Linked DNA regions of Homo sapiens: regions 1 and 2 are each linked to region 3. A link is a loop called in an ENCODE intact Hi-C map of the cell type or tissue named here. Cell type or tissue: GM12878. All regions are shown on one strand.

The links. Peaks named below come from ENCODE experiments on the same cell type or tissue, not always from the same donor. Only the 100,000 strongest peaks of a DNase experiment are listed, where the experiment ranks them.
Region 1: a loop joins it to region 3, with 3 times the contacts of the local background. A loop is called at or near these places in 4 of 110 quality-filtered maps.
Region 2: a loop joins it to region 3, with 2.9 times the contacts of the local background. A loop is called at or near these places in 4 of 110 quality-filtered maps.

What each region holds. Positions count from the first base shown.
Region 1 is chr2:134,284,082-134,292,081 of GRCh38, reverse strand. The region is part of intron 2 of MGAT5 (alpha-1,6-mannosylglycoprotein 6-beta-N-acetylglucosaminyltransferase); the gene reads right to left. Among named protein-coding and RNA genes, the nearest start is that of MGAT5, 34 kb to the right of the region's middle. RefSeq lists enhancers at 2,470-2,519, 4,486-4,565, 4,586-4,635, 4,706-4,785, 4,900-4,959. In GM12878, no CTCF peak of the experiment used is centred here; DNase peaks (open chromatin) are centred at 1,581 and 4,531; H3K4me3 peaks cover 1,242 bases; H3K27ac peaks cover 6,621 bases.
Region 2 is chr2:134,241,762-134,249,761 of GRCh38, reverse strand. It overlaps a transcript of MGAT5 not described here. Among named protein-coding and RNA genes, the nearest start is that of MGAT5, 8.3 kb to the left of the region's middle. RefSeq lists enhancers at 1,513-1,602, 1,663-1,712, 4,098-4,598, 4,599-5,099. In GM12878, CTCF peaks have their summits at 4,198 (motif pointing right) and 4,918 (motif pointing right); a DNase peak (open chromatin) is centred at 1,906; H3K4me3 peaks cover 825 bases; H3K27ac peaks cover 5,483 bases.
Region 3 is chr2:134,331,995-134,339,994 of GRCh38, reverse strand. It overlaps MGAT5 (alpha-1,6-mannosylglycoprotein 6-beta-N-acetylglucosaminyltransferase), which reads right to left. Exons shown (of 16, transcript NM_002410.5): 5 at 3,707-3,778; 6 at 1,575-1,736. Among named protein-coding and RNA genes, the nearest start is that of MGAT5, 82 kb to the right of the region's middle. In GM12878, no CTCF peak of the experiment used is centred here; a DNase peak (open chromatin) is centred at 3,464; H3K27ac peaks cover 1,385 bases.

The DNA.
Region 1 (8,000 bases), 48 kb after region 3:
GTGGGCCCAACCCTTTTAAAAATTAGAAATGCCCATCTCTAAACAAAAAAAAAATGGTATAATCATATATGCCAACCAGGCCTGACAGAACCACTGAGTTAATGAATCTGAGACGGACACCTTCTAGAGAAACAGTCACGGAAAGTTCCAGAATGAACCAGATTCTATGACTGCCGATATAAAGGGAGAGACGAAGCACTATACCTAACGCCACTTGAGTGATCACCAAATGTAAAACATCAAAAGATTCTAGCAGGGCCCAAACTTTAAAAGCTTCTAGGGAAAACTGACTAAGCAAGTAGTCATAGCAGCTGTTATCACACTTAAATATATTCTCACAGTATCAAATAAGTGACCCTAACTTGCCTTACAGGGCTCTCAACCTGAGTCCATATGTCTCTTGCCCTCATTCACTGCACGCCAGCCACACTGACCTTACTTCGCCCTATGAACGTGCTAAGGAACTTCTCAAGTCCTGGACTCTCTCCCTGCTGTTCCTTGTCATGAATGCTTTTCCAGGTAGTGGCTCACTTCATTTATATATTGGTTCAAACATCACTCCTTCAGAGGCCTTCCCCATCCTAAACGTACCTTGTCTTAGTCTGGGCTGCTATAACAAATTACCACAGACTTTTATTTCTCATAATTCTGGAGACTAAAATTCTAAGATCAACATGTGGGAAGATTCCGTGTCTGGTGAGGACCCTCTTCCTGGTTAGCTAATAGCTATCTTCTCCTTGTATCCTCACAGACAAGAACAGAGAGAAAAAACAAGCTCTGGTGTCTTCTTCTAAGGGCAATAATCTCATTCATGAGGGCTCTCCCCTCAAAACCTAATCACCTCCCAAAGGCCCCAGACCATTTAACACCATCGCCTTGGGGGTTAGGATCTCAACATATGTATTTGGAGAGGACACAAACATTTAGTCCACTACACACCTTCAACCTCTTTCCCAGGCAATTTTCTCTTTTAACCTTGCTTTATGTTTTGTGTGTGTGTGTGTGTTTTCTAAATAAGATTTCTCACTCCTTGACATTACATGTAAACTGTCTATGGCCAGTCTCCTTTGCTAGAATATAAGCTCTCTGAAGTGAGGTATTTTTGTGTATTTTGTTTTGCATTACGTTTCTGGCACCTAGAAGACACGCAATAAGCACTTACTGAGTCACATAATTGATCCTCCAACTCCATATAGCCAATCTGATCAAGTGGATTCCCTCTGCATGGCTCATCTGAGAGAATTATTCCACCATGCTTTGTAAATTTTTTTTAAACCACAACTGTAAAGCACTGGATAAACTGGCTTTGCTTTGCAGCTCAATCTCTCCCATGTTTCTCTACTCATAGCAGACACCAGATAGAGATAAAGCCACAGGATCAGCAAGCCCCTCTGTCACAGCAATCAACTGTGCATGGCCATCCTGCCAGTGCTGTTTTCAGGGGGAGCACCCCTTGTAAAGTAAAACCAGCCATGGAGGATGCATGTCCAACACAGAAATGAAGGATGATCTGGAGAGGTTTTAGAAGAACAATTTCTATGACCAAAGATAGCACAAACCAAACTATATGAAATGACTAAAGACAGGAAGCCATACCTCAAGTTTGCATGTGGAAAAGACACAGGAAGGAAGTGTGTAAGAAAGGAAGAGGATGACTAGATCATCAGTCCCCAATTTGCAGCACAGTAAGTGCAACTGGCCTCAACCTATAATCTACTTTAATTCCCCACAAAGAGCTGAGTGGCTCTTGCTAGGCAACATCAACGGAGTAATTTTTAAAAGTGACAGCTCTGGCCAGAAATGGTAAAAGTAGAAAAACTAAGAACGCACAACAATACAACAAGTGGCCAAGATCAAGTTGGTAGAAGCAGCTCTTCTCAAAATCATCTGTTTCAAGTGTGCACTTTTGGAAAGATGGGATGCACATGAGAACACACGAGTAGGACTATCAAATACCTCACAGTCTGCCTTGAATCTGCATGACCTGGAAAGCTCTCCAGCTCTGAGAAGTCCTTGTGTCAGGGGTGGGTTCCCAGGACCACTCCCAAGTTCTATGATTTGCTAGGAGGACTCATAGCACTCAGCATATATACTCACAGTACATACTCATGAATATGTACTAACAGTTCAGATTTATTATAGCAAAAAGATACAAAGCAAAAATCAGGAAAGGAAAAAGGTGCATGGGGCAATGTCCAGAGACCAGGCACAAGCTTCCAAGAATCCTCTCCCAGCGGAGTCATATAGGGCATGCTTAATTCCTCCAGCAACGAGCTGTGACGACAAATGTGGTCTACCAAGGAAGGTCTTTAGAGACTCTGTGTCTTACTGAGTGTTGGTCACTGTACCTAACATGTGCCAAGATTCCAGACTCCCAGAAGGAATGCAGGTGTTCAGCATAAACCATATTATTTGTACACATGGTTGAAGCATAGTCAGTCACTCTTATCAGCATATGGTAGGAAACTGGATTTCCAAGATCCAAATTCTCAGATGCTAGTCCATGGTTAGTCTTGCAAGCAGACCTTTCTAAAGACAGCTATGTCAGGCCTGCTACGCTGACAACTTTCGGCAGAACCCTGCAACCACACCAAAGTCCCTCAACATCTACATGCACACAACACACAGTGTTCCGCTGACTCAGGTAGCACATGGGAGACTGGCAGGAAGCAGCTGGCTGATGGCTTTGTGCCCGGGCCACTACCAAGGGGCAGTATTGGCAAGGACTTAGGAAGGGCCACAGAAGAGAGATCGGCACCCTGGAAGAGAAAAGCGTTCCCCAAGAGCATGCAGCCCAGCAATGGTTGCCTTCTCAAAGTCAGAGGGAACAAGACAGGTCCATGGAGTAGAAGAGCAGTCCTGCCGAGCAAAGGGCATGTGGGAAGAGGAGAGACTGGCACACTGCGGTGCCCAACCTATAGGGCAAGCAGAGACCTTGAGGAGTAAGTCTGGGTCTTGAAGAGGATGGAAGTGATGGCCACACAGGGGGACGTAGAGAAGCCACAGGAAAAATAATGGGGCCCTAGAGACAAGGGAGATGAAGGGCACCCAAAAAAGACTGGCAGTTTAAACATGCGCCAAGTCTTTCACCTTCTAGGTGCTAACCACTGGCTTCCACCAGCTGGTTTGTTTTTTAATGTAATGTGTTTTACAATGCTGTGAAAACAGTGACAATGAGAGGTTTGAGCAAGTGAAGCCCATTTTGTACATCTGATATTTCCAGAAGGTGTGGGAGTAGGGGAGAGGGAGAAGAGTGGGAAGGGGAATGGGTGGCTGTCAGGGGAGAGCATGGCTACAACAGCAATATTTCTGGAAACCAGTTATCGGGGGAATTCACAGGAAGATAGGCTGACAGAGGTATTACACTCACATACATCATTTGAAGGAAGATGACTGCCACTGTCATTTATTGGTTTTTGCAAAAGGCATGACATTCATGCTTATTAGTTTTTATTCATAAGAACAATGAACCATCAATTTCCATAAGCCTTTGCAAATACTTACATGGTATCAAGCACCAAACAAACAAACATCTACTTCAGGGGTTGAATTTTTTTTTTTTTTTTAAAGAGCTAGATGGTAAATATTCTAGATTTGCTGTCCACGTAGTCTCTGTATCAACTACTCAATTTCTGATATTGTGATGTGAAAGCAGCCACAGGCAACACGGCAACACATCAACAAAGGAGCACAGCTGTGTTCCAGCATGACTTTATTTACAGACTGGGCTAGATTTTGGCGCACAGGCCGTCATTTGCCAACTACTGATCTAATTCCTATATGGAACTTGAAACAGGCAGAAACAGGTCTTGAATGGCCATTTAGGTTTTTTGTGGAACTGATGTTGAGCCATTTGATAGGCAATGTCTATCATGTGCCTGATAAAGTGTTTCAGGTGCCTCCACCCTCACAAGAAACTACCAGAGCCATGTCAGGAGACAAAATCATGCCAAACCAGCAAAAATAAAGGAGGCCTTTGCTTCCAGACACCAGCAAGAGAATTCAAAATTCAGTAAGCACTTGAGAATAAAAACCAAAGAAAGACATGGACAGAAAATTCACAAAATATACAAATCCCATAAAACATATGGAAAACAACCTCTCTAACAATCAAAGAAACATATGTAAAATATCATTTTCCATTTATTACACTGGTGAATTTTTCAAAGGAAAATACCAAGTATTTACACAGAGGATGTAAGACAGGAATATTCATACATTATTGATCAGAGTATAACTTGTAATGTCTATCAAGTCTTAAGATGCTTATACTAGAGCCTTCCAGTTATAAATAGCAAAGGCTTACTCTCTAGAGAGATTGAACAAAAAAGGCTCTAGATTCACAACAGTGGATAGGGTAGGGAAAAGGAAGTGAGGTCTCTACTACAAATTTTAAAAGGTCTTGGTCTCTAGCTATGAAGCAAAGTTCTGGCAGCCCCTGGGCAGAAGGCTGAAGGATCCATCTATGAGGAAACTAAGCAGAAGAGAAAAGACTGAAATAGACATTTAGGGTCCAACGTCATCTATGGTTCCCTAGGAGGTGGCCCAGCAGCTGCCAGCCCTCACTCACAGCCAACCTCACCCTCAAATATGAAACCAGCACTACAGATTACCAGATATGTGAGAAAACATTCTCACACCAAAGAAAGAAAAGTGAACTCAAACTGAAAAAGAAAAACTCTCAGATGATACATACAACAGAAAATGATTTAACAATATTTTTAAATATAATACCTCACAGATGAGCGAAGAATATTGATTCATGAAATCAGAGCAAGAATAGGATTTTTGTTTTTTAAAAGACCTTGAGAGAACAACAACTCTTGGAAAGAAGACTAAAATAGAAGAATTAAATTCAGGAGACGAGCTGGATGTAAAGTTGTGAAAATCTTACAGAAAATACAGCCATAAGATGAACAGGAAGGATAAGATGAGAGAAAAGTGATATGAGAGAAGGGGTAGGAATAGAGCCCCAATGTGCACAATCCACCCAGTGAGTTCTAGAAGAAAGACTGTAGGGAGATGAGACTACTCAATAAACAGTTCACAAAAATTTCCCAGACAAGAAAGATGTCACAGAAGAGTCAGAAAAAGGATGAAATGTGGTCCACACCAGGCACAGGAAACATCTGAACACAAGGTAGAAGCAAATCCCACCAGCTTCCAGAAGGCCAAAAGTCACATCTAGGTGTGATAATGCCTCTGGACTTTGCAAAAATGACTCTGAAAAGCAGAGGTCAAAGGAACAAGATCTTCACATTGTTTAGGGAAAAACATGTTCAAACCTAGAATTTTATATGCAACGAATGTATCATTCAAGTGGGAAGGCAGAATAAAGACATTTTCCAAAATTCAAGAAACCTCAGTTGGGCGCGGTGGCTCACCTATAATCTCAGCACTTTGGGAGGGCGAGGCAGGCAGATCACCTGAGGTCAGGAGTTCAAGACTAGCCTGGCCAACATGGTAAAACCCCGTCTCTACTAAAAATACAAAAATTAGCTGGGTGCCTGTAATCTCAGCTACTTGGGAGGCTGAGGCAGGAAAACTGCTTGAACCCAGGAGGCAGAAGTTGCAGTGAGCAGAGACTGCGCCACTATACTCCAGCCTAGGCAATAGAGCGAGACTCCATCTTAAAAAAAAAAAGAAAAAGAAATCTCATGATTTCCCCTCCATTTACCTTCTTCTCTCAGAAAACTATTACAGGATGAGGCAAGAAACCAACAAAGGGGAAAATGTGGAATCTAAGAAATAAAAGACCCAGCACCAAAGGGGAAAAGGGGCTTTGGAAACAGTCCTACGACAACTGTACAGCAGGCCCAGGATGCAGCCAGGCCAGCCTGTCACAGGAGGGCAGAAAGCATCAGGAAGACGACTACTGAATAAAAGCATGGTAAACTATTTGATCTGTGGGCCACAGTAAGAAGGGTTCTCTGATGGAATGTTTAGGGCTGAATTTTGGTAAGGGTAAGAATTTTTTTTTGTTTTGTTCACTGATGTGTGGCTTGGCACACAGAAGATAATTAGTAAATATTGTCCTAATTAATCAAAACAATGCAAACATAAGAAGTAAATTATTAACGCTGGGAAAAACAGAAAGATGTATCAGAATGGCAATTTACTATCACCTTATTTTATTTTAGTAAGTGGCTAAGCAGTGTCCTTATAAAGTAAGCACTGACCACTAAATTTGACCCCAGCAAATATTTAGGACATTCTGATTCTGGAAAACAGAGAGGAGCCATGTAGCGGAGGGGTTGCTGGCAATGGTGGCAGTGTCAGAGAGCTAAATTCCCATCTTCCATAACAGAAAATCAGTAGATAACCTCAAAAAAATGCAAGATAAGAAAAAAGCAACATAAACATGTTATGGAGAAATATGAAAATATATTACTGGAAGAAACAAGAGTTAGAAGTATTTGTGTTTCCAGAACAAAAGTCAGGGGTAAGGAGGAATGAAGTATATAGCAGAAGACAGACTGGTTACAGTCTTATACTATTTGACCTTTAAATTTATACTTTTAAAATTATATACATGTACTAATTTGACAGAAATAAATACTAAACTTAAAAAGGGCTTATGCCCTTTGACCTAGCCATTCTGTTTCTAAGAAACTCTCCCAAGAGAATAATGCAAAGATTTATGTTCACCACAATGATCTTTGTAGTAGAAAAAAGGAAAAACAAAAATTGAGAACCTAGTTATTATGTAGTTATTTAAAAATAAAGCTTTTGAAGAATAAAGAGAATGCTCCCTTAAAAATCAAGACTTTAAAACAAAGAGTACAATTATAATCTTTATGCAATATACACACAGAAAAAAAAAGCTGTCATTGACAGTGCTCTAGAAAACAGGATTACAAGACTTTTTTTTCCTTATTCTTTTCTGTATTTTCCAAATTTCCTACATAACTTGGCCTTATCAAGCATTATAAAAAGTGTTTTTAATTTTTAAATCAGAAAAAGAATTGGAAAACAATTCTAGATATTTCTCTAGAGACAATTACCTCATTTAAAATATATAACGGTAAAGAAGAAAATCAAAGGGCAATCAATACACAATAACAAAAAGAAGACCAAAACAAAAAATCAAAACTCACAAAATTAAGTATGCTTAACACCTGAAACATTTACAACAATATCCAAATGGCCAGAAAGGTGTGGACTCTTAGATTACCTTCCACTCTTGAGCCTTAAACTATTTTCATCTTTAAAAATGCCACACGTGACCTTCTGGTGTGATGCACAATAAAATGCGATTGTCCCAGCAGTGGCAGATTAAATGGGCACATTAGAGATGCACCAGCCAGGATCTGAACCCTGGCTCAGACTGCCACCATTTTGGGTAGATTACACATCATATCCTACCCTGATCCTCTTAAATTGAGATAACTGTTCTGCAGGTTTGCTCTGAGGAAAGAACTAATAAAGTATTTTAAAGTTATTATTTGTGTCTGGGACACAGCGATCTCTCCATAAACAGTGGCTTTTTTTTTTTGCTCTATTTTATGAACACTTTACAAATCTAATATGTTTAGCACACAGGGTTGCATGCAGACTATGTACTGCATTCCAGACAGCACCATTCATTTAGGCCAGGGGTTGGCAAACTTTTTCTGTAAAAAGCCAGATAGGAAATATTTTCAATTTTGTGGGCCTTATGGTCTCCTGTACAACCACTAAATTCTGCAGCTGTAGCATGAAAGCAGCCACAGACAGTAAGTAAACAAATGGGCAAGGTTGTGTTCTAATAAAACTTTATTTATAAATTTAGGCAGTGGACTAATTTGGCCCATGGGCCACAGTTTGTTGACCCCTGACACAGGCTATGTAAATGTGGCCCACTAAAGTTCAACAGTATGGCAGCTAAAAGTTCCAGCACTAGAACTGTTGAGATAAATCTGGAGAACCATCCACCAAGGATTTTGGAAAGTTGCAATCTCCCATTTGGAGGAAATGTTAGAACATCTAAATCTTTTCCACTTATAAAAGCTCATGAATCT
Region 2 (8,000 bases), 90 kb after region 3:
AATGAAAATACGTGTCTACACAAAAACTTGTACACAGAAGTACTCAGCAGCAGTATCCATACTCAGCAGCATTATCCATAATAAACAAAAGTAAAACCAGCCTAATGTGCATCAACTGAGGAAATGGAAACAAAACTGCCATATCCATGCAATTAAATATTATCTGGCTATAAAAAGGAATGAACTGATTATGCTACACATAGATGACTCTTAAGAACATTATACTAAGCAAAAAAAGTAACAAAAAAACACATATTGCATGATTCCATTGATATTAAATGTCTAGAATAGGCAAATCTGTAAAGGCAGAAAATACATTAGTACTTGCTTAGGGCTGGGGTATGGAGAATGGAGGAAATGAGAGGTGATAGCTAAGGTGTATAGGGTTTTTCTAGGGGGTAACAAAAAGGTTCTAAAATTGTGGTGATAGGAGCATAATTCTGTGGACATACCAAAAGCCATGGAGTTGTATACGTTTAAATAGGAGGATGGTATGATATGTGTATCATATCTCAAAAAAAAAACTGTTAAAAAAAAAAAAGAAAAAAGAAAGCAAGCCCACCTCTAAAGCTATGGGGAAAAGGAGGAGTTTGGCTTAGAGCAGGCAGATGAGTGTCATGGGCCTAGCACAGCCAAGACCAGGGCAGGAACTAAGGGCTGGCCATGGGCCTAGCAACAGAAGGAAACCACAGTGATCTACTTCCAGTTCACCACATATGACCGCTCTTATAACCTCTGGATCAACCTTACAGGCTCCTGGCCAGGAGCCTGGCTTCAGAAGGCTCCTGGCCCACCTTGTCTGGCAAATGCCAATTTCTCAACCCACCTGAGAACACTGAGCAGCAGCCCAGTTCCAATGGAGTGAGAACGAGACCAATGAAGCAGTTCCTCCAGGTGGCCATCCAACATCCCTGGAGGCCCTATTTCTGACACAAGGGCCTGCCTCCTCAGAGGATAAACAAAGGCAGAAATGCCCATCCCTTCAGAAGCAATGCCAGCCCCAAGCAGAGATTTGGTCTCTTCAAATAGCCCTGCAGGACAATACCATCCCATGCGCCACATTCACACATTCACATAGGACAGCGCTGCTCTAACTTAGTGGTTCCCAGACCTCTCTGTCCTCACTGTGTACCACCTGAGCTACTTCATAGTCATCATTAAATGGTGGCTAAGGAGCCTACATTTAGCTTCATCCTGTACAGTAACCTTCAAGAAATCCTAAGTCACTGTGTCCACCCAATTTCCTTGGAAAATCCCACCCACATCTCCAGCCTCCAATCTCACCCCACCTCCTTCCTGCATAAAGCCTCCAGGGGCTCCCTAGACTGAGGAAAGCTCCCCTTCCATAGAGTACTCGTAACTCATAGCAGTTCGTGCTCCTTCCTTGCTCTATAGGACAATCCCGTTTCATCTCGCCTATGGGGTCTGTGAGGCCCCCAAAGACAAGAAATGCCGGCAATGGCCATGCCTTGCACACAGAGGGTGGTCATTAAGTATTTGCTAGATGGAAGGACAGGATGGTGGAAATGAGGTGAAGAAATGCAAATTAGCAAAGACCTCCAAGACCTCCTTCTGGTATGAGCCACAGAACCTGGGCATTCTGACAATACATTTGCACCTTACCTTTTACAAGATTTTACCCTTAGTAGTAAAACCCTTGAAGAGGCAGGGTTAAACTAAAGTGGATGTGATGGTAGTCAGGTATTAACAGAGAAGAAAACTGCAAAAAAACACTCCAGAAGAAAATTCTAGGGGGGCAGGGCAGTGAGATTACAGAAACAAAATATGTCTAAGACAAGGGATGGAGGGGAAAATACCCGGGAACCTTTCTTGGAGGCCACTTGTATTGTCACTGTTATGCTGAGAAGATCACAGAAAATAAGACCTGAAAGGGTGACAAGGAGGAACTGAGAGAACCTTGCATCAAAAACCTGAAAATCTCTGATCTGCAGCTTGTTCTACCATTGGCATTGTGTGATCCTAAGTGTGTCCATCTCAGTTTCCACATGTATAACATGGAGAAAGTTCTAGAAACACAGAACACTGTTAGAGCCACAGGAGTAGGGGTGAGCAACTGAGTTATTGGTTCTCAAACTGTGCTCCAAAGAACATCAAAGATTCATTCACAGAGATGTTCCAGAGGTTCCACAAATGTTTCATTTGACTTTTGGTTTTGTTTAAGATGTTTTTAAACATTTTTCAAAAAAAGTTTGACATGCCAAATCCTAAGATACTAGAGACAATCAATATACGTATCAATTTATATCGCAGAGACTCAGCAAAACTGCCCTGGCTACCTCCATACACTGAAGTTTGAACTTCAAATTTCCACCTTATTGGTCACAAAACTAATGCTCAGTAGTGGTCTAGTTTACGTTTTTTTTTTGTTTTTTTTTTTTTTTAATTCAGGCCCAGGTATCTATTCACATGAAATTGTATGACAAAAAAGCACTACCCTAATTAAATGCCAGATGAGAGTTGGTCACATATCTTGAAGTTCCAAGGCTGCTTGCCTGACTCCCATATTTTAAGTGACAACTGTCTTTAGATGTTAATAATTCAACTTTGAAACAATTTCTACTACTTCTCTTTTCAGCCTCCATCTCAATTTACATTAAAAGCAACTTAGAGTGCTTGGTAAGTTATTCTTTAAAATGATAGCCACTCCCATTCATAATTGGATGAATATGGACTGCTTCTACCGTGAACCAAAACACAGTGCAGAAATCAACTGGGTGCTAACCTTGCATTGACTGCACAACCTCTTACCAAACTCCTGGTTTTGTGCTCACCACAGAACCACATCTCCCTGGTCTAACAATCAACTTTAACAGGAAATATGATAAATTAAAATGTATAAAATACCTTTTTACAGACTGGAAGACAACGTCTGGTTTTGCTTAGGAAAATATCAAATGCAAACCCTCAATTTACAGAGGAAGACCCTGAGGCCAGAAAATATTATGTTTTCCAGTTAGAATCAAACCAGCACCCCAATTCCTGCCTAATACTACATGGCCTCCGCCAAACCAAGCTGAGTCTACCAGCTGCATGCGGAAACTCAGAAAGGAAGAGACCTCTCCGTATGGAACACAAAACAGAAACCAAAGTCCAGTACTATTAAGAAGCCGTGAGTCTAATGCAATGTCCCACCAACCTCAAGGGTTGAATCAACACATGAAAGGGAGAAAAATACACATTTACAGGATTACTGGTGTAAGAAAGACAGATGGAACGGGGACGGTGGTGGGGGGCAGTCTTCATCTAAATACAGTTGGTGTTAAAAGGAGAAGCAGAGGAGGAGAAGGGACAGGCAAAGCAGCTTTCTCTTCTAAAATAAATCCAAATTCCTGGGAAGAAGCTCTGAGGTCATTCACTCCCCCAGATGGCCCAGTGCCACCAACCTGATAGAGCCCACTCAGCAGGTGCCCAAAAGCTCAACTGTGAATCCCTGACAGCTGTGATGCCACCAACTCTCTTCTAGCTCTAGGAAGCAAAGGAGCTCAGGAGCAGGCAGGGTGCTGCCCAAGAAATAGGTATGAACAGAGACCTTTCACTTTCAGGACCTGGGTCCTTTTTTTTTTTTTTTTTTTTATAAACAGGAAAAACACATTCTAAATGAAAACAGTCTGTTCCCTTTGGAAGTGGCTAAACTAGTCTTATTTTAATTAACTAGCTGAAATACACCTGCTAAAAACAACACACCTTTGCTATCTTGGGAATACTCTTTGAATATCTGGGTTTTAAACAGCCCATCCCCTCTTACATTTGAAGTGATCAAAGCAAGACAGTCCTGTACCCAGAGTTTTAATTCATTACACTACACTTGCATTTTTCCTGTGGGCAGAGAAAGGAAAACCTCCAATGCCACCCACCTGAAGTGCATATTTGTCTTGCAGTTATACCATCCACTCAGTGGAGTTCAGGGCTCCATATCTGGCATCAATAGCAAAATAAATTTCCAAACACTGTAACAGGGCTGGTGAATCTGGGTCCAGAACATGCACTCTTCTTCCTGCCCTCTCTATTCCCAGGTTCTGCCACACCTACCCCAGCTGTTCTCTGACATTCACAGGTATAAAGAAGACAGATGGAAAGGAGATGGGGGTAGTCTTCACCTAAATACAGTTGGTGTTAAAAGGAGAAGCAGAGGAGGAAGGGACAGGCAAAGCAGCTTTAGAGGCAAAACAGGCCACTAGAGGGCGTGGGTGGGGTAAGAGAAAACCAACATTTGATGATTTTATCCTGACTTAGTCTCTTGGATGTGCACATTACTGGCAGGTGGACAAAAGGGAAAGAGGACAAGAGTGAGAAGGAAGCTGTGGTTGCTGGAGCAGATAAGATCTTCACATGTTCTATGAGTTTCATTCACTAGGCCCATACGATATTCACAGTTGAGAGAATTTCCTAACAACAAAAAAAGGCAACAGCGGTAACTCCAAGAATTCTGAGGGGCTGGGCGCTGTGGCTCACGCCTGTAATCCGCACTTTGGGAGGCCGAGGGGGCGGATCACGAGGTTGGGAGGTCGAGACCATCCTGGCTAACACGGTGAAACCCCGTCTCTCCTAAAAATACAAAAAATTAGCCGGGCGTGGTGGCAGGCGCCTGCAGTCCCAGCTACTCGGGAGGCTGAGGCAGGAGAATGGCGTGAACCCGGGAGACGGAGCTTGCAGTGAGCCGAGATCGCGCCACTGCACTCCAGCCTAGGCGACAGAGCAAGACGCTGCCTCAAAAATAATAATAATTCTGAAAACAACTACTAAACCAAAACAAAGCACGGGTCCCTGAAAAATGAAATAAATCACTTTAATCCAATGTTTCTCAATCTTTGCACAACTGACATATGGGTCTGAATAATTTTTTTGTTGTGGGAAGCTATTAGAGGTTTAACAGCATTGCTGGCCTCTAGCCACTAGATGCCATTAGAGCCCTCCAATAACCCTCTATAACTAGAGGGTTGTGACAATCGAAAAATGTCTCTCAACACTGCCAAAACTGCCTCGGTTGAGAGGGACTGCCTTACCAATCAACAGGATCTTACTCACCCACTGGAAGATGCTCAGACAGGTTCTGCCCATGTAACTAGAATGCAGAGTGAGAGAGAAGCAGACCAAGGTGAACCTGGGAGTCCATCACCACCCCTCAAGACCAGCAGGCTCAGAAGCCTGTGCTGAGGCTGTGGAAGGCCTCAGAGTGAAGGAAGGTGGCCGACTGCTGATGCTGTCTCAAGGTGACTGATAAATGAGTCTCATTTTCTCCACATCTCTCAGTGCTGTCTGGGCACTGACTGAGAATCTCATTCCTAGGCTAGCTGTGCCCAATTTACTAATGAGTATTAAGGCACTGGGCCTCTGCTCCAAAGACCTGGTCCATAAATCAATGAGCACAGGGAAGAAGGCTTTGAGCAAGACCAAATCTGGATGATGCTTCATCAGACAGCCATTAAAAAAAAAAACAAAAAACGCTAGGATTGTCACCTGGCATCCGGCCCAGGAAACCATGAACAGGCTTTAAGATAGGTTGATAATGACTCTCTAAGAAGAAAGAAAGAATCATCTGTGAAAAGATCACACAGCATGTCAATTTGTCAGGTAGGTCTCCTTAATGTTGAATGAAAATACTCAAAAGATTTGCTTCCACTCTCAAAGGACAGTAAAGCCACAAAGAAATTTTATAATAAGTGTAAAATGCACCTTTTCTCTGAGGATCAGACTTCTGGCAACACTCTACATCTAGAAAAAAAACCAAGAATGACAACAGGCCAAAATGGCCCCAGTAATAAAGAAAATCACAATCACAAAAATCACCACACTTATTTCAAAAATATGGGTAATGCCTTCAAGATAAAGCTCATTATTTCCAAATGCTTCCTAAGCCCTCCAGCCCAATTACCCCGACCCCTAGTACCCCTCTCCTCCACCTCGGGAGGAGCACCGGCTGGGTACTGGCCTACCCCAGGAGTGTTCCAGCTGCCCTATTTGCAGAAAAGGGACAGTCCTCCCCAAATCTGATTTGGTTAAAAAAATGAACTAGCTAAGCAGTGAAGAAATACATATGTGTGCACACACATGCACAATCTGAAGTGACCACTCAGGCTTATCCAACTTAACCTTATAAAGAAGTTCTCATCACTTCTAAAATAAAGTTACAGTAGTCAAGCCACTCAATCGCACAGCCCTAAGCTTTAACAGACCCAGAGTCATAAAAGTCAAGGTCTGAATTTTCTTAGGGAAGAAATCATTGGTTAGATGCTGGCTGATAAGTTCACTAGTTCCTTAATGTATACACCAAGGTCAACTCTCCCAAACACTGCAAATAACTTGGGTCAGCCTGACTGGTTTCTGGTCACAAACCCTCAGTTTGCACAAATGATAAACCAGCTCAAGTTAAAAATGGAGCTTCTCAGGAGAGTTTCTTGCCCTCAGAGCTTAGGACTGACTAAACCAGGACCTCCCAACTATGATGTACATAGAATCACCTGGACTGCTCTTTAAAAAATAGAGATGCCCAGCTATCACACCCAAAGATTTTGATTTACTTTGTCTCAGGTGTGGCCCAAGCAGAGGTATTTTTATTTTAAGCTGCTTAGATGATTTTAATACACAGCCAGGCATGAGAACATTTAAAAGACATTCTATAACAACTCTATTGGCCCTATCTAGTGAAACCCAAAATGTGATCCATTCTAGAATTTTAAGAGGTAAGCTCTCTGCTCTTCTCCCACCCCACAAATGTAGAGTCACTGGCTTACTAGATAATTCATCTGCCAAGGTAGGCTTGTTTTCTCCTTAAAGGAATCACAAACTGGTCTTAGGCCAATGCCCTGCCTGAGTAGCCAGACTTTCAATAGCTAGTCTACCACAGAGCCTTGTTAGATCATCCCACACTATGGAAGGACTTGTAGAGAATAATGCTGAACTAATACAGCTTTTATTAACCTCTCCTGGGCATTTGGCTCCAAAGATGAGAAATGATTTGAGGCTAGCCCAAAAGCCTCGATGTCTACAATGCTTTTAGCAACTAGCACCTCTATAACATTGCTACTCGAACTCTCATCTGTGGAAAGGTAGCACTGAAATGATCTGGCAGGTTGTTAAAAATGCAGAATCTTAGGCCCAATCCCAAAACAATAGAATCAATTGGTGTTTATAACCAGACTGCAAGGTTACTTGTTTTCACATGAGAAGCACTGCTTTTTACCTTATCTAGGATAGTAAGAGCAGGGGCAGATCAGATCCTAATTTCCAGTGGAGGATAACAGAGAACATGGCACAATTCTCCTTTTCATAACACGTACAGAACTTATATTACTTTTGAATAAGCTGGATGTACATCCTACTGACACATATCCAGCTGAGATGAGCATTATATACATAAATGGCATAGTTTAATCACTGTGAACTAGGAGTCCTTATAGGACAACTGGTCCTACTTTCTAGTTGCTGACAAAAAGCAAACATTTTGATCCATCAGGTTAAAAATGAAGACACAGTTTGGATACATGTTTTCCAAACATCTAACTCTGATAAAGCAGTAATTCCACACAGCAAAGCGCCTTATGCAGCTACCCAACACACACCTTGCACTGCTCAAAGTTCAACATCATGGGGGTTTGAGTTTTTGTTGTTTTATAATCCAAAGTGCTCTCTTTAGAACAAGTGCTTTGCAATCACAAGTACTTTCCCAGTTGACTTCAAAGTGAAATAGCCTTCAACTGAGATAAGCATGCTCATTAGGTCCCTTCATTCTGCATAAGAGTATTTCAACCAATAGTTAAAAGTTTCTGGAAATGATTCTAATTCCGATATTTTCCAGGGTACTTCAGTGACTTCATAGCCCCTGAAAGTCTTTCAAAGTTTGGTTGAAAGAAATTGTATCTGAATGATGACTTAAGGGATACACAATCCATCCATTGCTCTAGGTCGGCTTTGCCCAACCTCTTATGTATGACCTGTGAGGCTTTTAACAGTAATATATGATCTCTCTCACTCATACACAC
Region 3 (8,000 bases):
TCATCTGCTTTACTCCAATGTTCACAATGGATTCAGAATGAGAATATCAATGCTACCACATATTACATGATTAATAAAAATGGTTTTAAGATGTTTTTACAGTTTTTATCCTTTGTGATATCCCATCAGAAGTGTACAGTTTACTGTGTTCTGAAGTCACTAAGAACAGTCTTTTTCTGTGCGCTTCCATCAAAACTGGATGGATATATAGTCAGTTCATTTGTTTTATATTCCTTTTAATTTTTAGTTTTTGGTAATAACATTTTGTTTAACACTTACATAAAATGATTCCAGCATCAAATCTACAAAGTCAGATATATTCAGAAGTCTAGTTTCTATGGTAGTTTCTGTTGCCTCCATGCTAATCCCAACTCCCCTTAATAATTGGACCATTTTTTTCCTTATTGCAGTAAAATTCACCTAACATAAAATTTACTATTTTAATGTATACAGTTCAGTAGCATGAAGCACATTCACATTATTGTGCAACCATCATCACCATCTCCTTTATTTTTAATTTTAGTTTATCAAAATAAGAAAAATACGTTTTCAAACTAACAGCAAGAAGCAAATATATGTATCTGTATATATCTTTATGTATACATAGATATAAATTCCCTCTCTCTCTCAAAAATAATGTAAACTATTCTCTACTTTTCTTCACCTAACAATATATCCTCGAGGTTACTCCACAGGAATATACAGAAAAATTCTTTATTTCTTTTTACAGCCCACCTGCACATCTGAACACATGCTCTTCCATACACAACCATTTGGTGACAGAATGTGTGGTCCTGTTGTCTCACAAATTCAAGAGATCTAGGCAAAACTGACCTATCAAACTGTGACTTGGGATCCTGTAAATGTATCTTTATTTTCTTTTTCAAACATATCAAATTAGTTGGATTAGGAATACCAAACTCATTTTTAAGTTTTTTAGATGTGGGAGCAAATTACTCACTTTGCTCAGTTCTGAAATCAGAACAGAACAGTTAATCTAAAGCCAGACCATCAAATCTATAGCTAACAGGGCATAAAGTCTTCTAAGCCCAGGGGTATTCGAGAGGTTTTCCAAGCCTGTCCTCATAAACTAGAAAGAAACTGGCTCAAATTTAATCAAATTTCTCTCTCTCTCTCCCCTACGGGCATAAGCAGAAGCACCAACCAGACAGAGTAACAATGAAACTCACTGGCTATCCAAAAGCCAGGGATGAAAAACAACAAAAATACAAAATTTTCATGATGATATAATAGGAAGCTCTCGAAGGTTGGATTCAGGTAAGGAAATGGGGGAAAGTTTCCTGATACCCTGACAAAGACAGGTTCAAAGGAAAAGTCTTACAGGCAGATATTCTGCTTGGCTTCACCCAAGAAACTTGTGCCAGACCCTGCTAAGTGGGAGCATTGTAAGTGGGGAAAGGACAACCCAAAAACAGCTGTACAAGAGACTGAGCAGATTCACCCTGAGAGAATATCATTTGAGATATGACATTTCTCTTAGTCTTGTTTCCAAGCAAAATCAAATTTTAAAAGAAAGCTGGCATCTAACTGCACTGAATTAATAAGAAACTCACTTTCTTCCGCTTTCTCTTTTCAAGGTTCTGCTTTTCTGCCAGGGACTTGATTGCTTGGATCCATGCGTCAGCCATTCGCCGGATCCGTAGTCTCATCCACCGGAATTCTTCATGCTTTTTCATCATACTGTAGAGAATATTAAAATCTGTACGAATTTCCGCCTAGCAACAGAAATTTAATAAAATGAATAGAAGATAAAAAGTCAGAAAGCATAATAGTTTTCATGATGTGACATCTGAAAACTTAAAAGGGTTAGTCAATTAAATTGAGAGCTTCAAAAGTAAGTCTTGTCTGCTGCAGCTTTGACTTTAAGGTCCCAGGATTGCAAACTGAAGCCAAGGCTGCTGACTGCTGATCTGCCCAAAGGGACATCATTAAAAAATTAGAAATTGAGAAAAGCAGCACAGGCATTACAAAGCCCTGAGCTATGTTAAAATGCAGTTTTTATAATGAGTATGGTTGATGTACCTTGAAATTCTCAGCACTCAAATTTACTGTTCCACTTGGATCTACCACAGGACAGCAGACTTCTAAGAAAACTGAAGTCAATTCTTAGCAGGCTGTTTGACAACGTGGAAGTTGCCAGAAAGCCTCTTTCTGTCCACAGAGTTAAATAGGGAAATAAATGCTCATCTTCTGGTTTTGTCCCAGTCCAAACAAAAATTCATTGTTTTCTAAGGAATTTAAAGAGCCAAGAATACTACTTTTCTGCCATGAGTGAGAACAATTTAAAATTCCAAACAGAATAAATTAAAAGCCAGGAAGAATATTTTTCCTAATGCTCTGGATAATATAGCTGGATACAACGAGTGATTGGAATAATAGAGAAACATAATAACCAGTATTTATTTCATAGAACATCTCAAACATGCTGAGTCCACCTTTTCAGTAATCACCATAGCTCATTCTGAACACTCATCTCTTTTCCTTCTTTATCCCCCTTTGAGATAGGGTCTCACACTCCCACCCAGACTGGAATGCAGTGGCATAATCACAGCTCACTGGAGCCTTGAACTTGCGCTCAAGCGATCCTCTTGTCACCTCAGCCTTCCAAGTAGCTGAAACTATAGGCACTCGCCACCACGCTCAGCTAGTTTTTAAATTTTTTGTAGTGATGGGGTCCTGCTGTATTGCCCAGGCTGGTCTCAAATGGCTGGCCTCAAGCAATCCTCCTGCCTCAGCCTCCTAAAGTGCTGAAATTACAGGCATGAGCCGCCACATCCAGTTTCATTTCCCTTCTTGACTAAACAATATCCTACGACTCCTGTGGTTTACAGCATGGAACAGCAAACTACAGCCCTTGGGCTAAATCCTCACAGCTTGTTTTTGTGCATAAAATTTTACTGGAACTCAGCCATGCCCCTTCATTTACATATCATATACAGCTGCTCTCTGCGCTACAATGGCAGAACTGAGGAGCTGCAATGAGACCAATATGGCCTGCAAAGATGAAACTATTTACTATCTGGGTATTTTGTAGAAGTTTAGTGATCTATGGTCTAAAGAGTAAAGACTTAAGCTTTTAATGTGGCAACAAGTACTTTCACAGTCCCCTTCCTACCTTCCCAATTTCACCTTCAGCCTAGCTCATCCAGTCACCTATGGCCTTGGCCAACTGAACCATGCGTGCATGCTCTCCTCCCTGAAACTGCTATGCTCTCATTTTCCCACACGAGAGATACCCTTTTCTCCTTGACCTTATATAAACTCACTCATCATTTAAATTCGGCCCCAATGTCATCTTCACTATTCAATCTACCCTGAACCTTGCAGACTAAAATGACCTCTTCCTCATTAATTCCCACAGGCCTATATTACAGCATTTGTGACAGAGATGGTCATTATTTGCCATCAGCCTTATTAGATCACTAAGGGCCTCCACAGCTCGTACCAGGTCTTACTCATATCAGTAGCCTATCATTCAGGAACCCTCAGAGAATTGCTCAGTAAACAAACCTATGCTAATGGTTGACTGATTTAGTCACTTAGACTTCCACAGAGACGAATACAGAAGTTTTTCAGTGTAACACTATTTCAGGTTATAGTTGGCATTTCTAGAAGATTCCACATGTATCACTTGGCATCTGACCTAAATGCACAAGTCTAGAAAGAGTTTTCCAAAATCACTTACCAATGAATTATGATCAGCTTCTTCGTAGGGATTTTTTGCTCTCCAAGGTAAATGAGGACACCAATTTTCAACCTAAAAAGCATCAGTGACACTAAATATGCAGCTTCATCTATAATGAATTAATATACATAAAAAGCACCGAGAACAGCTCCTGGCACACAACTAGCACTATATTAATATGTGCTATTTTTATTATTAGCCAAATTCCCATGCTTTTAGCTAGTATTCCAGATACAAGTGCCCTCTCAGATGAAACAATCAGCAGCAAAGGTCAGAAGGAAGAGATTATACTTTACATCTGTCCTTCGAAGTACTTTACAGCAATTAATTCCTTAGTCATTTAAGCCTCACATCTCTGTACCAGAAGGAAAGGCAGTCTAATGGCAGAAAGTTAAAAGACTGAAACATTGCCACTGGGGAATGAGAATGTAAGGTGTCTCTGTGACCCTTTAGCAAATGGACAGGAAAGATCCTTATCTGCTGTGGCATATCTGGAAAGGAAAGGGAATGGCATTGGAGCCACAGAACTCAATCCTTTATCTGAGTTAGGAATGCCACTGATAGCTTAGGGCTAATTGGTCAAGGTTTCCCTCATTTTCTAGCTATTTGCTTCACACTATCTCAAGAAATAAGGTGGTAAAACCTATCTGAGAAAGAAATGAAAGGAGGAGAAAAAAAAAAAACCTTGATGATCTTGTGAGAGCCAATCTGGAAGATGGATTGTTCTGTCAATGAATAAGGTTTAGAAATTGAGGGGAGGAGGAAAGAGAAAGGAAAAAAGAACTTGATTCTATAGAAATTATTTCAGCAAAGGTTATCAAAGACTATTAGGCAACTTAATTTCTAGCAAAAAAATGAGAAATGCATTAAAGTTATATTGGTGTCTGTTCTCTGTCAAAACTAGCCATAAAATTTGAAGACAGCATTATCACCCGTTTACTAATAAAGAATGAGATTATGAAATATGGCTAACAGGCATTGAAAATAATTTTTCTATGGCCAGGTAGATCTATAAAATTTAATGAGCAATAGAGTGAGGGAATGTCCTTAAAGGGGTCACTAAGATAGCAGAGACGTGTGGAGCTATAGCCTCATGGGTCAGCACAAGACAGTGTGCCCTCTCAGTCTGGGTAAGTTTTCAAAGAAACATGTCAGTTTTACTTAATCTGGAAGTTACTCATAATGCAAGGTGATCTTTACTATAACCAAAGTAATTGGCCTGATTTGCATAAAGCCATCTGCCACTGCAGATGATCCCAAAGCAATAAGCAGAGAGAAGCAAAGCTTGGGGAGAGGGCGGAATCTCTGAATAGGAAAAGTGAAATATTCTCTTATCTTCTTACGGGATAAAATTAGACCTTACCATATTTGTGAATGATTCAGAGACTCAAAAGGATTCCCCACAAGGAAAGCTAAAATGGTTTTTACTCATAAAAAAGAAAAGACCAACTTGCCTTGGAGGCCTACAGTCTAATTACTGGGATCTGACAACAACATGACCATGAAAGGCAATATCTGCAGCTCCACAAATGAGAAAAATGAGGAAAAACAGCAGAGAAAAAGCCTGCAAGTGGATGAAGCCTAAGCTGGTCTCAGTAGCATTATGCACATCTGTACCTTGTATTCTTAGGCCAGATTGAATTATTTAGCTCCAATTAGATTTGTGCTAATGGACTCAATAAAGCATATTTATAACATGAAGACTTCAAATGGATTGTAGACTTGATTGTGAGATCTTTAACCTCACCCCATCCCACCCCCAACCCTGCAAAAAAAAAAAAAAAAAAAAAAAGGATGAGCAAGGAAAGTAGAGATTTGAAATACACCTTACACCAAGTAAATAACCAAATTTACCAGCCACCCACCAGGATGAAGTTTTCCCAGGAATAGCATGATGGGGAAAGATGAAACAAGACTAAAGAAAATCAACTAAGAGGAGAGACATGAGCGAGACCAGATACTCATAAAGTTCTCTCCTCACTCTGCCACTGCAAGAAGAATCTTTCAAGATTCACTGTGATGAAAATACAGTCCCAGGTGATTTTTAAAAAGATGACTTCCCTACAGAAGCCTGAAGACTGTAATGCCTCTTTGAAACTGATCATTTATCTTAGTTCTTCTTATTCTAAATCACTGGGTATTACTCCCTAAGGCTCCAAGGGCACTCCTGAAAATATAAAATATAGAGTCAATCCAATTTAGCTTTTAGCAAGAAATTTTGCTGTTATACATGCACTCGTAATGGTGGGAAAATCAATTATGAACATCTTAGCACAGAGCGGGAAGGTGGGTTTTTAAGGTTGTTTTTGTATGCTGTGATAGGATAACTGGTTAACAAAATAATTAAATTATACATAAACCAATTATCCCATGGGGAGAAGGGAAAAACAAAACAAAGCATTTCTTTCTCTGGGAAACCTCGGAGGATTACCAGGATTGGAAGAAAGCCAGCATTGGCAATAACTCCAAGTACTGAAACAAACAGCTCTCAAATGAGCAACATTTTCCTAAATAAGAACACCATTAATAACATTCAAGGAAAATCTTGCTGAAGGCTAGTAACAACTTCCTAATCCCTAACTTTGTTTTCTTTTGATCTGTCCAGGGTCCTTTAACAAGCTTAACCCACCAGTAGAGGATGCTACCAATAAAGCTGGACCCCAAGGTGAGCCCCACCACCTTCTTTTTTTTTATTTTTATTATTATTATACTTTAAGTTTTAGGGTACATGTGCACAATGTGCAGGTTAGGTACATATGTATACATGTGCCATGCTGGTGTGCTGCACCCATTAACTCATCATTTAGCATTAGATATATCTCCTAATGCTATCCCTCCCCCCTCCCCCCACCCCACAACAGTCCCCAGAGTGTGATGTTCCCCTTCCTGTGTCCATGTGTTCTCATTGTTCAATTCCCACCTATGAGTGAGAACATGCGGTGTTTGGTTTTGTGTCCTTGCAATAGTTTACTGAGAATGATGATTTCCAATTTCATCCATGTCCCTACAAAGGACATGAACTCATCATTTTTTATGGCTGCATAGTATTCCACGGTGTATATGTGCCACATTTTCTTAGTCCAGTCTATCATTGTTGGACATTTGGGTTGGTTCCAAGTCTTTGCTATTGTGAATAGTGCCGCTATAAACATACATGTCATGTGTCTTTATAGCAGCATGATTTATAGTCCTTTGGTTATATACCCAGTAATGGGATGGCTGGGTCAAATGGTATTTCTAGTTCTAGATCCCTGAGGAATCGCCACACTGACTTCCACAATGGTTGAACTAGTTTCCAGTCCCACCAACAGTGTAAAAGTGTTCCTATTTCTCCACATCCTCTACAGCACCTGTTGTTTCCTGACTTTTTAATGATTGCCATTCTAACTGGTAGGAGATGGTATCTCATTGTGGTTTTGATTTGCATTTCTCTGATGGCCAGTGATGGTGAGCATTTTTTCATGTGTTTTTTGGCTGCATAAATGTCTTCTTTTGAGAAGTGCCTGTTCATGTCCTTCGCCCACTTTTTGATGGGGTTGTTTTTTTCTTGTAAATTTGTTTGAGTTCATTGTAGATTCTGGATATTAGCCCTTTGTCAGATGAGTAGGTTGTGAAAATTTTCTCCCATTTCGTAGGTTGCCTGTTCACTCTGATGGTAGTTTCTTTTGCTGTGCAGAAGTTCTTTAGTTTAATTAGATCCCCTTTGTCAATTTTGGCTTTTGTTGCCATTGCTTTTGGTATTTTAGACATGAAGTCCTTACCCATGCCTATGTCTTGAATGGTAATGCCTAGGTTTTCTTCTAGGGATTTTATGGTTTTAGGTCTAACATTTAAGTCTTTAATCCATCTTGAATTAATTTTTGTATAAGGTGTAAGGAAGGGATCCAGTTTCAGCTTTCTACATATGGCTAGCCAGTTTTCCCAGCACCATTTATTAAATAGGGAATCCTTTCCCCATTGCTTGTTTTTCTCAGGTTTGTCAAAGATCAGATAGTTGTAGATATGTGGCATTATTTCTGAGGGCTCTGTTCTGTTCCATTGATCTAGATCTCTGTTTTGGTACCAGTACCATGCTGTTTTGGTTACTGTAGCCTTGTAGTATAGTTTGAAGTCAGGTAGCGTGATGCCTCCAGCTTTGTTCTTTTGGCTTAGGATTGACTTGGTGATGCAGGCTCTTTTTTGGTTCCATATGAACTTTAAAGTAATTTTTTCCAATTCTGTGAAGAAAGTCATTGGTAGCTTGATGGGGATGGCATTGAATCTATAAATTACCTTGGGCAGTACGGCCATTTTC